Regions from separate parts of the Mus musculus genome. Here region 1 is linked to region 2. A link is a loop called in an ENCODE intact Hi-C map of the cell type or tissue named here. Cell type or tissue: left cerebral cortex. All regions are shown on one strand.

What was found. A loop is a pair of places that touch in the nucleus more often than their neighbours do. Peaks named below come from ENCODE experiments on the same cell type or tissue, not always from the same donor. Only the 100,000 strongest peaks of a DNase experiment are listed, where the experiment ranks them.
Region 1: a loop joins it to region 2, with 2.3 times the contacts of the local background. A loop is called at or near these places in 3 of 42 quality-filtered maps.

What each region holds. Positions count from the first base shown.
Region 1 is chr2:37,960,236-37,968,235 of GRCm38, reverse strand. It overlaps Dennd1a (DENN/MADD domain containing 1A), which reads left to right. Exons shown (of 23, transcript NM_001362973.1): 12 at 6,494-6,595. Among named protein-coding and RNA genes, the nearest start is that of Crb2, 190 kb to the right of the region's middle. In left cerebral cortex, no CTCF peak of the experiment used is centred here; DNase peaks (open chromatin) are centred at 2,606, 3,501, 4,191 and 4,655; H3K27ac peaks cover 1,748 bases.
Region 2 is chr2:38,109,059-38,117,058 of GRCm38, reverse strand. The region is part of intron 5 of Dennd1a (DENN/MADD domain containing 1A); the gene reads left to right. Among named protein-coding and RNA genes, the nearest start is that of Dennd1a, 170 kb to the left of the region's middle. In left cerebral cortex, CTCF peaks have their summits at 1,782 (motif pointing right) and 4,819; DNase peaks (open chromatin) are centred at 5,061 and 5,229; H3K27ac peaks cover 587 bases.

The DNA of each region.
Region 1 (8,000 bases), 150 kb after region 2:
ACATATTTACTCATTTAATTCTCAAAATAAGCCGGTGGGACTATGTTACTAATTTTTGCTAATGTATGAGATTTAATGGGGAAAGTGTACCTGTCCTAAGTATATGGTGAGTCTTTGATGGGGACACAACATGTACCCACTACTCAGATGGAGAGATGGCATTACAACGCCAGCAGCTCTACCCAGCCTCCTCTAGCCTCCTGGTAACCACTGTCCTAGATGTGGGTATCACTTCTTCATTGAGTACCAATTCAACAGATACAAGGGCTAAGAGACTTCCACAGCATGGAAGCTGAATTGGAGCTCAGACATAGTGTAGCCTCAGAGCATGAGCCAGAGTCAGGAGAACAGGCTACTCTACTGGGAGTCTTAATTTTAATAGCATAAAATTCTGACAGTAGAGTCTTACTAGTGTCTATCTTCCTCAGAAAATATGCTTAACTCTGTTTCCTCAGAACTGTAACCCCCCCCTTATTGGCATACTTGTCAAATCACAAGTAGAGAAACTTTCTAAAGTAGCTCATGTGCTGGTACTTAGTACAGTCAGACTTGGTGCTGAGCTCCTGACACACATGCTGCACTAGCCACAACACAGCTGGGCAGCTCAGGAGAACTTGCTGGAAGTCACAGTCCTGATGCAAGGCTTGGATGAAGTGGTCTGATTCCAAGACCTGCCATCTTCATTCCTGAGTTAATGCCTGCTGTCCCTGTCCACTGTGAATTCATCCTGTGCTAATTAATCATGGTAATTTTACATGGTTGTTATCATTGCCATCATCATTGTTATTCCCATTGCACTTCTTGGAGCAGACTCCAGTTTGCTTACAGTGGGTTCACATTGACATCTGCTGTAAGTCTGGACTCCCAGTAGAATGGAGCCAGTCACAGCTGGTCTGCTCTTTCCCCAGCTAAGGAATATGTGCCTGTGTCAGACTCTGTGTTACACACTGCAGACCAATGAACTAGGGTCCTGCCACAAAGGTGGTCCTGGTATAAGAATGACCCCCAACACCTCCATCCTGGTGCAGGAGCACTGCTGTCCATTGCAGTCCATCAGAGGAAACTGACTTGATTAGAGCTGGGCCTTGCTCTTCAACTTACAGGCAGTTGGCTTCCCGTGCCAGCACTGCTATCTATATTCGAGCATTTACATCTCTTCATTCTATGAAGAACCATCATTTCCTCTTAATTTTATATGGCCATGCTGTGATTCCTGCCATTTCATCAACTGCCCAATTCCCTTCCCATGCATTAGGCATTTAGACACAAGAGGGCATAAGAGGGCACAAGATCCGAACATTTTTTTAAAGCTCTCACATTGACGTAAAGGGCTCCGGAGTCAGAGTCTTCAGGGTGGCCTTGGAAAGTGCCTCCTTGTCCTGAGGACCCATTCACAATCATGCACCCAATCCTGCCTTTCCTACTGTGAGTTTATTCTCTCTTCTGCATATCATTCTGATGAGTTTATCAGCTACACTGAGGTATAGTTTATGTCAACAAACCATCTATTTAAAGCAATGGTTCAATGAATTTTAACAGTTTTGAAGCCACCACCATAATAAAGATTTGGCACATTCTTATCACTCCCAAAAGAACATTAGTTTTTAACTTAGCAAACACTTACCTTACACTTCCTGTGTGCCATGCACTAAATACTTTTTAAATGTTAGCCCATTTAATATTCATAGCAAGCTGATAGGATAGTGTCTTTATGTGAACCCAGAAGAAAGAAAAACAGGAAGGCACAGGAAGATTGACTTGGCCAGGTTGGTATAGCTGGTGTGGTTAGATAGAACTCAGCAGACTAGATGTGCAATCTGTGCTGCTCACCTATGGGTTCTGAGCCTTCTCTCTCCCATCCCCCACCTTCATTCATTTATTCATTCACTCATTTAAGAATTGCCTGCTTGTGGGCCAAATACTGGGGTAGAAACTAAAGTAGGAAACCCAGAGACAGGGCAGAGGATCAGTGAGTTAGTACTATATAGGTAAACCTAGATCAGTGTGTTGTTCTGATTGTGGGAAGCTAGGTCCTAATAACAGCACTATGCAGCAGGCTCTCAGAGTCCCTGAGCCCAGAGTCATCAAGTTCTGGAAATCATGCAAACTCTTTACCAGACATCAGCATCTCTAAATACCACTATGAGTTTCTTTCTTTCCTTTTTTTTAAAAAAAAAAAAAAAAAAAAAACACAAAACACTAAATTCACTTTTCTTTCTTTTTTTTTTTTTAAAGATTTATTTTTATTATATGTAAATACACTGTAGCTGTCTTCAGACACTCCAGAAGAGAGCATCAAATTTTGTTACAGATGGATGTGAGCCACCATGTGGTTGCTGGGATTTGAACTCAGGATCTTTGGAAGAGCAGTCAGCCCTCTTATCTGCTGAGCCATCTCACCAACCCCACAATGAGTTTCTTAATCAGGGTTTCTGTTGCTGCAACAAAACACTATGACTAAAAAGTAAGTTGAAGAAGGGAGGGTCTCTTCAGCTTACACTTCTAGATCATAGTCTACTATTAAAGAAAGTCAGAACAGGTACTCAAGCAAGTCGGAACCTGGAGGCAGGAGCTGATGCTGAAGCTGTGGAAGGGTGCTGCTTACTGGCTTGTTTTTATGGCTTACTCAGCCTGCTTTCTTATGACACTCAGGATGACCAGCCCAGCAGTGGTGCCACCCACAATGGACTGGGCCCTCCCCCATCAATCACTAAATAAGAAAATGCCTTAAACAGGCTTGCCTGCCTGATCTTATGAAGAGCATTTCATTTGTTTGTTTTGGTTCGGTTTGATTCGGTTTCTGTTTTTGTTGTTGTTGTTGTTGTTTTGTTTTGTTTTTTGTTTTTTGAGACAGGGTTTTTTGTATGTCCTGGAACTAGCACTGTAGCCCAGGCTGGCATCAAACTCACAGAAATCCACCTGTCTCTGCTTCCTGGGTGCTGGGATTAAATGCAGTCACTACCACCACCATCACCCAACATGAAGGCATTACTTAATTAAGGTTCCCTCCCTATCCAGTGACTCTGGCTTGTGTTGAATTGACATAAAATTAAACAGCACAATGAGCATACAGCTAGTATTGTCCTGTTCTCTTTTCCTAACTGGGAACCTGGAAGATTTGTAATGTTCTGTCTAGTACAGTGCTAAAGGTGACTCTGAGAAAACTGGTGTCCTCTTGGCTACTCGTGAGCTTCTCATGTGCTGTAAGTTGTCCCTTGCCTGGCCCAAAGAAAGGGGTCAAGCTAAGACTGTGACAAAAGTACACAGGAAAGACATCTTAATATTTTAATGAATAATATGATGGAGTGCTGCTGTTTTTGTGTTTCTAGATTTTAAAAAAATGTCATTTGGACAATGTACATCAATGTTATTTGAGGGTTTTTGTTGTTGTTGCTTTTTCCCCCTTCTTCCCATTCTGAGGAGAAGCCTATGGAGTCTGGTGGGGGAAGGGTTTGCAGCTGGCAGGAGCCTTGGCATATGCTGTAACTAAAAAGAGAGGGAATGTGTTGGTGGGACAAGCTACCGGAGAGCTGTCTCGGTGTGCTGCGGTACTCGTAAGTGTTCTAATTGGGAAGAATTTTTGGAGGACTATTTTGACATCTGCTCATGTCTTTGCTGATTTTTCTTCACTTAGAGTAGGAAACACAAGCTGTGGATAAAATGGCTTTAAAATAATTAGAAGAAAAGATATCTCTCCAAGTTGAATTCACCAGGGACACTTCTTAAGGAATGGGAACTAAAATCCACTTCTAGGAATCTGTCCTGAAACACAGAACTTCCAGCCTTCAGACTTTATGACCATGTGATATATATTAATGTCTTAAACACTTGAGGTAATTTTCAGCCAAGTGGCCTTGGTTGAGTTTGCTTCCATGTAGCAGAACACTCTGGAGCAATTAGTAACTGTCACTTAGCTTTTAATGAAGTGGAGTATTGCTTATGCTGTAATCAACATGAAAAACCAAGGGGGGCGTGGGGGGGGGGGGCGACGCAGTGCAAAGGATTTAGAGCAGAGGTAGAAAGAAGAAACGCAAAAGGGAATAGTTTAGAGTGATGGCTCCAAATGGTAAGCTCCGGCTTTCTGTAGAGGAAGCATATGTAATTTTTATATTACAAAAGGCAAGTCTGGTTTCGCACAACAGAAAGCAGGCCCAGAGAATCAGCTGTGACTGCCCACATGTAAAGGTGCTCAGTATGAATCCTGGGATTCTGGATCCATGAATCTGCTCTCTTCAGAAAAGTGTTAGAGTTAGACTAACCACAACCAGGACTGCTATCCTCCCTAGCTATGTGGCATTAGGCAGTTTGCTTTGTCTCTGAGCCTCCACCTTTGCCTTGAAGATAATAGGCTCTTGCCAGCATGATGTTGAAGAGAAGTGAGCTAACACACTCAGGAACCATCCTTCTCCACCAACACTCGCAACCACAGCCTTTCAGGAGAGAGCATCCTCTAGCCAAGATGCCTGTGATTCTTTCCTTGGGAACTATGAGCTTCAGGAAGCCCCTTGAGCCCATGCCAGCCCCTTTAGAAGAGGCCTTGCCACCGGCAGGGCAGCATTGTCCCATGAGAGGAAACTGCCGACCCAGCTCCTGCCTGGAGCCCAGTGCTGGAGACAATTCGGTTACTAAGGGGACCCTGGCCTGCTAAGTCAAGAAAGGAGGCCAGGGTTTTTCCTCTTCTTCAGCCTGCAGCCATTGTTGAAAAAGTAAACACTCCACACAGCTTAACCGGCAAGTCCTCCAGCCAGGAGTGGAAGGAAATCAAAAGCCTGTTCCAGCCCAGCCTCATAGAGCCTACAAGGGCTGATCTGTGCTGCTGAGGCAGCTCTGGGAACACAGAGAGAAGGCCCAATTCTGACCCACTCTCAACACCCACTCACAGAACCTTTAAGCCCAGGACTGCTCTCCAGTGGCCATTGCCTCCTGCCCCTTCTGTTTGGAGCTATTGGGAGGGTCAGATGAGGCAAGGCAAGAGATACTGGGGTATAGTGGTCCTCAGTTCAGTACCTGCAGCCTGGTGTCCCTCATCTATGCTCTCTGATCCTACCTCTGATGATAATCATCAGCCTTTGAAGTAAGAGCCAAGATGTTGCTTCCAATAGGCTACAGCTCTTCTGTCAACACATTACAAAGTAATAACTGCCATGTATAAGACCTCCTGAGTGCCTAACCCAGGGCATGTATGAACTCTGCTCTTTATAACAGCCTAGAACAGTGTTTCTCAGTCTGTGGGTCATGACCACTTTGGCAAACTTCTATCTTCAAAAAAATATTTATATTAAGATTCATAACAGTAGCAAAGTTACAGTTATGAAGTAGCAACAAAAATAATCATATGGTTGGGGTCACCACAACATGAAGAGTCACAGCACTAGGACAGTTGAGAACCATTTGTCTAGAGGGGACTGGTAAGAAGTGAGGGGCACATATATTCTAGTTTCACAGATAAAGCCACTCAGTCAGATGTGCCACTGTAAACAAGCTTTGTCACTTCATGGAGCCTCCCTTTCTTATCTCTGAAATGAGTGGTAACATCACTCCTTCCACCTTCTAATGGAAAAGAAAACACCAGTGGAGCAGGCATTTGTGAACTCTGAAATGTGTATGTCTTTAGTGGCCGAGATGATTGTGGTTGACCTTCCTGTAACTTCCTTATGATAAGGTTGCTAAGTCCTGAAGTCCTCTGTGAGTCTCAGTGTGCTCCTCTGCAAACAGGGCCTGTGCTTGCTAAGTCACAGTTCTACACAGCGCTCAGCAGCTGTGTTATTAACATCTTCTCATTTGCACCCAGCCTTCGAATAAAGCAGCAGTTAATAGAACCGTGGGCTTCAGAAGAGAGAGGAAATACATCTTGTTGAACCTCTCTGGTTCTCCACCAATGGAAAGTACTTAGTAGATGCTTGCAAGATGATGCATAGGCTCCTGGAAACGTCTATAGCAGGAGTTAGAGACTTTGTTACATGGAAAGATTCTAGGATTCAGTTTCTTGAGATTTTTTTTTTTAATCAGCTGTTAATGACATGTTCTTTTATCAACTGTTTAAAAGTCTCTGACAAGCATAAGCCATCCCCCCCATAGGAAATTCCTTGAAATGTTTATTTAGGTACCTTGATGTCCTAGAAGCTAGGATCAGAATATCAGCAACAATTTTCATATATATACACGCACACACACTGTGTGTGTGTGTGTATACACATACATGTAAAATGACAACAGAGTGTCATTTTTCTAGCTGTTTGGCTTAAGGAATGTTACCTAGCCTCTGTGAAATGGCTTTTATCCCTGAGATTTATTGGTGGAAGGGGCAGGTGATGATGCAAATCAGAGAATTTTTATGACAGTTAAAAGAACAACAAAGATGAGCCATGTATTTCTGGGGCTATGGCAGAGGACGCCTTTATCCAGCAGAGCTACTCTTCCCTAAAGACGCCCAAGGGGAAGGAACTATGTCCTGGTGGCAGGTCCAGTGATTCTGGATTTTCTTTACTTGCAGAAGGTCAGGAACATGGCCCTCGATGATGTTGTGATCTTGAACGTGGACACCAACACCCTGGAAACCCCTTTTGATGACCTCCAGAGCCTCCCAAATGATGTGGTAGGTACCATGTGTGAGTTCTGACTCCTGAGTGCTTGGGTTGTGACTCTGGGGCTGGGAGAGGTGGAAGACAGTGTGGTTCAGGGCCTAGTGTGCATCACGGTAGCAGTGGACACTGCTCAATGACATTGTTAAGAACATCTCCTTACGCTGCAGGACTTCCTGAGGATGGCAAACAGCAAGGTGCCCTTTTCATGTAATAAAGTGGCTATGAAGATGGAAAGGAACTTGAGTAAATGATTTTCCCCTCTTGGCCGCAGTTTCCTACCTTGAAAGAAAAATGCCAGGAAGGTGCATTGGCAGATGTGTGACAACAATAACAAAAAGCAAAGGTGAAACATTCACCTCGAGAGGGCTAACATACATGCAGTTGGGATCCTGAAAAGTGAGGAAAGCTGGGGAAGACAGAAATAAGTGTAAAGAGTTTATAGTCAGCTTTCAAAGGTTCTGATGAAAATGAGAAGTCAAGAGCTCTGGGAAGCTCAGTGAATGTGATGGTTTGTATGAAATGTCCCTCATAAGTCTCAGCATTTGAACACACAGTCCCCACTAGGTGGCTTTTTGAAGGGATTAGGTGTGGCTTGGCTGAAAGAAGTATGTCATTTGGGGCAGGTTTCAAAAAACCGGCACCATTTCATGTTGGTTCTCTGTGCCTCGTACTTGTGGATCAAGATGTGAGCTCTCGGCTGTTTGTCCAGCTGCCTGCTACCATGCCTTCACTCCTCCACAATAGCCTAACTCTCAGAACCACAAACCCAGTTAAACTGTCATTTATAGATTACCTTTGTCATGATGTTTGATGACAGCAAAAGAAGTGTAACTAAGACAGAGAGCCTGATAGAAATCCACTGAACTGAACAAAATCCACACAGTGGCACATTGTGATGGTCTCTCAGAGCCCGTGAGGCAAGTTCAAGGTTAGCTAGAGAAAAGGGGGGAAAGTTTCTAAGACAAAGAAGTAGTACCAGCAGGCTTCTTGTCAGGAACTATGTAAGCCAGAACATTGTGGAATAATATTTTTTTAAGTGATAAAAGACAAGTTTTCTTTTCTCTTTTCTTTGTTTTTGTTTTGTTTAGTTTTGTTTTTGGAAACAGGGTTTCTCTGTGTAGCCCTGGCTGTCCTGGAACTCGCTCTGTAGACCAGGCTGGCCTCAAACTCAGAAATCCACCTGCCTCTGCCTCTCGAGTGCTGGCATTACCACCACTCATCGAAAGACAAGTTTTCAATCTTACTACTCTATCCACTAAAAGTGTGCTTTCAAAGATGAAGGCAAACTTTTTAAAACATTTTTTCAGATTAAAAAATACTGAGAGAAGTATATGTCATCAGATCTGAGCTATAAGATATGTCAAAGGAAGCTCTTGGGTGGTGGGTGCTAACATAAGGAAGCATATATGACAGATG
Region 2 (8,000 bases):
AGTAGATAGGAGAAAAGCTTCTTACCAGTGAGAAGTGGCATGTAAGGCCCTGAAAAACGTGTGTATCTACACGAAAGAACTAAGCTCATCAGTTCATAACTGAAAAATCTGACTGCAAATGCTGGTAGAACATCACTAAGATTTGAAGCCTCTTCTGTATCCCAGCTTTTAGACTTAGTGCTTTGGAGTACAATCAGATTGAGGGTTGAGGTGGGCATTTCAACTGCTGCTGTTTGTTCAAGGTAATTCTGAATATGATGCTGTGTGTCACTTTGGGAATAATACCTTGATTTCCACAGGACTTCTCATCCCTGCTCCTGAGTCCCCATTGGTGTCAGGTTGTCCTCTTCTGTGGATGGACTTATGAACCTGAGTAGTGCTTCGTGGAATCTGCTTCCATCAACAGTTTGTTCTACCTGAATGGCAGAAATGGCCATGGTCTCCATACTCTTTGGTATTGAGCTCAGATTTTGTTTTTGATTTTTTTAACCATAAACCTTGTAAAGTTCAGTTTGCACAGAGAGAAACTCTAGAGGTAGCATGGAGTCTGACTTTCAGCTTTGGTTCTGTCTTCTAGCTGTTTCCGTGTTCTTTAAACAACAGGTACAGTCAAGGAAAAAGGTGAAGGGGGACCATTGCCTTAGGTGCAGTGGCAGACATTCTTTTGGGTTCTGTGAGAGATGTTTCAGTTTAAAACAAGTGTTTGAAGCTAGGGAAGAAAGCTGTAGAGACAGGTCCCAGATTTTTACCTTGAAAGCAGGTGCTGCTGGAATATCTAGAAGCAGATGGAATCTCCAGTTTAAGCTATTTATGGTTGTCTTGCCCGAGGGTACTCTACTCTATAAAATATATAGCCTGATGGTTTAGGGTAGTTTGGGCATCAAAGCTGAGAGACCTCAGCTTTTCTGCCCAGTGCCCTAAAGGAAATCTTAGACACCTAGGTGTTTCAGTCTGTTCAACAGAGGGCTTTCCCCTCTCCTTTAGCGTTTCTGTTTCTCTCTCCAGCTATGTGATTTCTTCTGTCATTCTTTCCTTAAAAGTAAAATGCACACCATGCTGTTGTTGTTTTCTGGATGATCATTCAGGAGAAAGGAGCCCTGTTGGCATGGCAGGTTAATAATTTCACTGGCTATGAGGCCTGAAACATAATTTTTATCAGTGTACAATCCCTGGGATTGCCTGCAGTTGCTCTTGTCTCTACACCAGGGCCCTTCTTTGGCCCTCAGGATTTTTAAACAATTCACGGTGATGGGTTCTGAGCAGATCACCACTTTGTTGGACACATGACTTCCTTATTTTAATTAATAGGACAATGAAGTGGTTGAGAGTGGTATGCATTTTCCCTATATAGATGCCTACACACTTAGAACATAATCCCCTAGGGAGTCACAACTCACCAGCAGTAACAAGCTGTACAGTTTAAAAAGAAAATCACCTTTGAAGAGAAGAAAGAAAAGTAAATAAAAAGCAGCCTTCTTTCCCAGTGACCTGCTATTGAAGCAGGAGTCTGTATGGTGAGAAAGACAGATGTGCCTTCTGATGTGGGAGCAGCAGTAGCTGGCATTGGCAGCCAGCCTTAGGCCATCTCTTCCTCCTTCCCCAGCCTTCTCTCAGGTGACCAAAGCCCAGAGTCATGAGGAATTGGAACTTCAAGTCTTTTGCTAGCAAAAGAGTTCATTTCTGAGATGGAACACACTGCAGAGAAATGAGAAATTGCTACTCCTTTGCTCTTACTGTATTTCCTTGGTGCGGCCAAAGTCTACAAGGCAGCAAGGAGCAGCTGAACTCCAGGGGGCAGCTTTATTTCTTCTCTGCCTTATCTTTGCTTTTGGCTGGACAAGAGGTAGAAGTGGCTTAATCTATGCAGTACACGTAAAATCACCCTTTGTGACCAAGCTGCACTCTTAAGGGCAAGGCATTCTTGCAAATGCAGAGCAGGTCTAGATTTAGATTGTCTGTTTGAACCCTTAGTGATTAGTTTGAGAAGCAATAAGGAAGTCTGGTGTCTCCTGGAGGATGAAAATGTTAGACCTCTCTTCCAGTGTACATTGCACTGTCTGAAGCTGAAAATTTTATAGTTCTAACATTCAACTGTGAACTATTTATTTTTATGAGATTTTATTATTTTTGTTTATAGGAAAAATCTATTCAACTATTTTTCAAGTTAGCATGCAAACTATTAGCTAATCTTGAAAATGAGAAACAATTTGTAGCTTTTGAAAACAATGAATATAAAACTACAGAACATTTTAGATAAATAAAGTAGGAAATAACCAGCTTAATTTACTTTCCGGGATTTTACTCTTTTTAGAGCAAATTGTGCTTTGCAGTATGGAGAATAATGTAGCATATGCCCATTCTAATTGTACCCTGGTCCATATTACATTAGGAAAGACAACATGTTTTCTTAAGGTCTTATTAAAAACTCGAGAAATTTAAAATATTGAAGAGAAAACAATAGCCTATATTAATGTTCTCAGTGGAAATTAAATAGGGTTTTCTTTTCATAGGACTTGAAACTATCAACAATCTCAGGCCAAAGGAAGGATGTTGTTCTTTAACTTAGTTCCTAAGTGTTGGACTACCAGAGAGTGACATCTAACCCTTTCTTATAACATCAAGCAATATTAATTGCAGAATTAATCCAGGGTGGCATCATTTATGGTTTCTAATCAATTCTGTTTTAGATGCCTTTGAAGTAAAGTGGGTGAAGCTGTATAGTAGGATTAATTGTCCTATTCATATATTCAGCCTATTATTTTAAATATATATTTATATGTGTGTATGTGTATATGCCCAAAATATATTTAAAAAATGTTTAGCTCTAAAATACTTGATTTAAAAAAAATTTAAAGTTAGAAAAAAAAATCCTTGGATGCCTGGCTCTGACAGTGGGCCAAACTATTTAGGAAAGAAAACAAACTACAACAACATGGATAAATCTCAAAAGTGAGGGGAGAGTGATGGAGACAGCTCAGGAAGTAAAAACACTTTCTGTGCAAGCCTGAGACCTGAGTTCAACCCCCAGAACTCTCATAATAACCAGGATGCATGTGTAGGGTCTTGGCAAGGCAATCATTGGTTCCTCACAACACCACTTACAGCAGTAGTGACTAACAGGTTAGAGCAATTGTATTCTTTTTGTCACGTCATAAATGAGATGTGTATGGGCTTATGTGCCATCAAGTGCCCATGAGCCTGATAACAGCAGCCTGAAAAGGACACTTGATAGCACCTAAATTTGTTGGTCAATATATACAATAGTCCAGTGTTCCTATATAAACAGAAATATTCAGTTAAAACCTTTAAGTTTCTTCCCACTTTTGGGAATATATTCTAGGAAAATATATTCTAGAACTATATTTACAAGCAAGGCTTGAATTGTGCTCTGACTGTATGTCATAGTTTTTATGTCATTTGTATTATACATAATTTATCAACATTTTTGTAAGGGCATATAGCATAGTGTATAGAATAAAAATTAAAATTTACAAGCATAGAATTATAGAATTAGATAGTTATATTAGATACCATGAACTATTACATTTGTTGTAGATGGTTCTTTGATGACATGGAAAACATTTAGGGTGTAATTGCTATATAGAAAAGAGGAAGCAAGAGACAGATTTTTATATATGATATGATCTCTATTTTATAAAGCAATATATAAGAAAAATGGCTTGGATCATTGAGCATTAACCATGAGTGGGCTGCAGCGATGGCTTAGTGTTTATGAGCACTTGCTGCTCTTGCAGAGAGCCTGGGTTTGGTTCTGAGCATAAACATGGAAGCTTATAATTATCTGTAACTCTAGTTTTAAGGGCTCCCATGCCATCTTCGGACCTCTGTGTGCACTGCATGTACATGGTGCACTTACATATATGTAAACAGAACACCTACACACATAAAATAAAAATAATTAAGTATTAACAGTGGGCGTAGTTAGGTAATTTCTTGAGCATTTGAAAAAAAATTTTCTTTGGGTTTCTTTAAGAAAATAGCTGTTCTGGGAGTTTCCATTTGTTCATCTTGATCTAAGCACTCATTTTATCATAGTTTACAAATTTTTAACTTAGAAAAATTGCGTTTTCAATGCATGTCACCATTCTAAGTTCAGAATGTCAGGGAAGGGAAGCAGCACAGTGATACACGGTGCTGTTTCCCCTTAAGTCCGTAGAAGAGATTTGACCTTGCGGATCCACTTGGCTTTACATTTTCCACCTTGCTAGCTCTCAAACCATGAGCAAGTCACATCACTTCCTAAGCCTCAGTTTTATTTATGGACACATGTCAGACACATTATATGGTGTATCTTTGGTGCTCAAACTCATGTGGTCTTACAAGATTTAAAGCTGCTATCATTATAAAATGTGTTGTTGCTGCAAAGCATCTTTTGCCAGAGGTGGTGGTGAGGGTGTTGCCCACAAATTGCAGTAAAATATCATATTGATTTCAATAAGCATTTGGTTTCAGATATGTTCAAAGTTCATCTGCATTGTGGAATCATTCTGCAGTTGCAGTGGCAGTGTTCAGCATCTGCCCTTTTCATTGTCATCATTCTCTACCCACCTGACTGACCTTTTAATTTTCTTAGAAGTTTGTGTCTTGTTTGTGTAAAATGACGAGGAGCCTGTTCCCAATATGTGCCTCAAACCTGCTTTTTTATGGCCTCAGGATCTCTGTCAATAACCCGCTTTATGTTTTCAAAAACTGAGCCCCCGGGGAGCTGTCTGCACTGTTCAGTGTGATCCAGCTGAATTCCTTCCCTTCCCCACTCAAACCCTTTGATTTGCCAGGTTTTTGTTCATCCACCCTAAGGATGGTCTGAGATTACAAGTATGGCCTCTCTTGTGGTGAGAAGTGAGAATTGTTTTTAATTGAGCAGAAACATGTGGAGGGATCAGGAATATCTCAAGGGATTACAGAAAAATTTCAAATTTGTACTATGTACAGCTTGTGTTTAGAACAGGGTCTGCTGGGAATAAATGTTAGTTAGTGTGGCCTGTGACCTTAAAAACTGTTGACATGGACTTCAGCCAGAAACTAGCCACAGACCTCCTTTGTTAAACTCATTCACAGCCCCTTGAAAATTCTAGTCAGTGGAAGTTGCCAGCTCCAATCTAAGCACAGCCTTTTTTTTTTTTTTTCTTTTTTCCCATGCTTTGGAAACAGAGGATGCCCCTTAACCAGCAAGCCTTCTTTAATAGGACTACATGGCCTAAACGCAATTGGAATTGACAACTTCCTGGCTTGGGTTTGCCAACTGGCAGTGCTGGAAGGCTGAGGGGACAACAGCATTGGGGCGCTGTGCACTTGTGTTTATGTGTGTGCAGAGGAGACTGAACTCCAGGGCAGTGTGATAGCCGTTCACTCCAGAAGCAATGCTGTGGCCCTAATTGAACGTGTCTTTCAAGTGTTCTGGCTGGGACCAACACATCGGAGTTATCTTGAGATATTAATTTCTTGTTGAAGACAAGAAAGAAGCGGGAGGGCAGGAGGCAGCCTTTTCTTCTCTCATGGATGATGTCATCTTGTCAATGCTGGAGCAAATCCTCTGGTGTTGGGTTGCTCCAGTGTTTGGGGTCATCCCCATATCCCATTCACAATGCAGCTCTACGTGACAAAGTTGAGCTTCCCTCAAGCTAAAAGGGCAACCAGATATTTTTTCATTTTCTTCCCTTACTGAGGAAACTGATGAGCGAAATAGGTTAAGCAATTTCTCCTGTCAAAGGGACAAAAATAGGCCTTACATACAGAGGAGACAAGAAACAAATACCTCCTCTGGTTCTTCTCTGTGATTCAGAAGATTATATTGTCTTCAGCTGGTAGTTGATTTCAGTATTGTTGAGATGCTGATGGTGAACCAGGAGGCTGTTTTAGCTATCTGTTATCATCTTGAGGTACCATAAAGATGGTTGATACTTCTTCTTATCAGTGTGTGAAAGTTTGGTTGTTGGAGTAGAATATTTGTTTACATTATGGTGTTGAAATTGTTATTATTTTTTAGCAATTCTGCAACAGACTTAATACTTCAAAAAGCTGCTGAGGTTTGGCATGATTTCAGCCAGGCATGTGTGATGAGAAAACAGGGATGTCACATGGGCCCAGGAATATGGAAACTTTGCAAGGAAGAAATGATAGGATTTTCTAGGAGGGCACAAAAACTTACTTGCAAGAGAGAGAACCTGGAAAAGTACAACCCCCCAAATTAGGTACTTTCAAAATGAGGCTATTTTGCTAAGATAACTTATTTCCATGTCAGTATTTACCTACTCATATACACATGCACAGATAAATGCTGCACACATGCTTGTGTATGTGGAATTTCTCTTCCTCTACCTTAAAACACATTTTTCATAGAATGTAGCTGACACTATTGTGTTTAATTACCTGACAGTCTATAAAGAGAGAGAGCTTTTAGTTTTAGCCAAACTAGATTCAGTTCTGACTTATGTATCAATTTATCATACTGTAATTCATAAATACAAATAATTATGTGCCAGTTAAAACTAAGTTCTGATTTATTAGTTATCTATCACATCTCACCTCTTGACTTGTCTAATCTTCATTTCCCCATATCTGTAAAATAAAGATATTGAGACCTACTTTGTAAAGTCATTCACATATATGTAATATGTAATGATGTTATATAATAACGTAATTTAGGGGTTAGCAGTTTTTTTTTCTAATAACAAACTTAATAATTTTATGTGCTTTTCTCCTGGTCTTCCATCAAAAGAAATCATAAGAAAAGGTCTGATGCAATTGCTTCCTCTACAACTCCTGTCTTTCAGGCAAAACAGTTATTTTGTAGGCTAGTTGAGAGGGATGGGAAGCAGCTTGGTGATGTTGTTGAATCCTTGTTTTGTTTTTCCTTTGTATTGTGCTGGGAGTAAATTAGATTGTCAGTAAAATCATTAAATGGGTAGGTGGTTAAGAAAGCCTGGTTTTCTTCTTTCCTCTCTCTTCTGACAGTGAGAGGAGCACAGCCTCAGAGCATTAGCAGGCAGAGATTATTGCAGACATCTCAGAACCGTGCTGAGGTCTCCTTTGCCCAGATTTTACTGTGCGTGCTCATGTTCTTACACAAACATAGTTCTTGTTTTTTAAAGAATTTATTGTAAAATTCTCACATGGGGGAGCTGCTGATTGATTCTGTTGGGTTTTATGGCCTAAGTGCCATTTGGAATGTTGGTTTCACCCTTGATGTTTTGTTGAGAAGCAAATTCTCTGAAGCCCGTTTTCGGTCATAACATGGGATTAAGAATATGTTCTGGATTAGGTGGAAGAGGGTGAAGAACTCTGGTATGTACAAGAGGGAAGATTATTTGTTAGATTTTATATTATTGAAACAGTCTCCACTAAGATTTTTCAGGGTGAGGACATACCATCTCTTTCTAAAGATTTCTCTCCTAATGCTACTTCATTTTCTAAACTTTCATTAATGGCTCTCTGCAGCTGAAGCAAATATATGAGATCTTTCTTATGCTTTCCTCCAGCTGGGAATGTCTTTCATACATCAAAGTCAGATACAAGCCTATTATTAAAAGATAGTGTGAGTTCGTCATCTCAGAAGAGTGGAACCAAAAACCTGAAAGAACTTTCAGCTACATGTCCTATCAAAGCTGGCCTGAGATTTTTTTTTTCTTTCTATGAGTGACCACATTTCTTTCTCAGTTTGTCCCTCCCAGGTGCTTTCAAATCTGCTTTCTCTCTTAGTTTTATTTATATCCAGTAATTTTCTTTGCTCAGAGGTTAATTGTGTAAGTTAGGAAAGATAAATGCTTTAACTTTAAGTTTTAATAAGGAAACCCAGAATCCTGACAATTAGGACAAAAGCTGGGACCTTGTTACTTGCTTCTCTTACCTTTTCCCATAGTGCTTGCTCAGTATCAACAAGGTAATTATTTGAAACAGGTTAGTTCTGAAAATATGATGGAGTTCTTTTCCTAACTACTGAAGAAAAGCAATGTTGACATCAGAGGAAAGTTGGGTTGGGT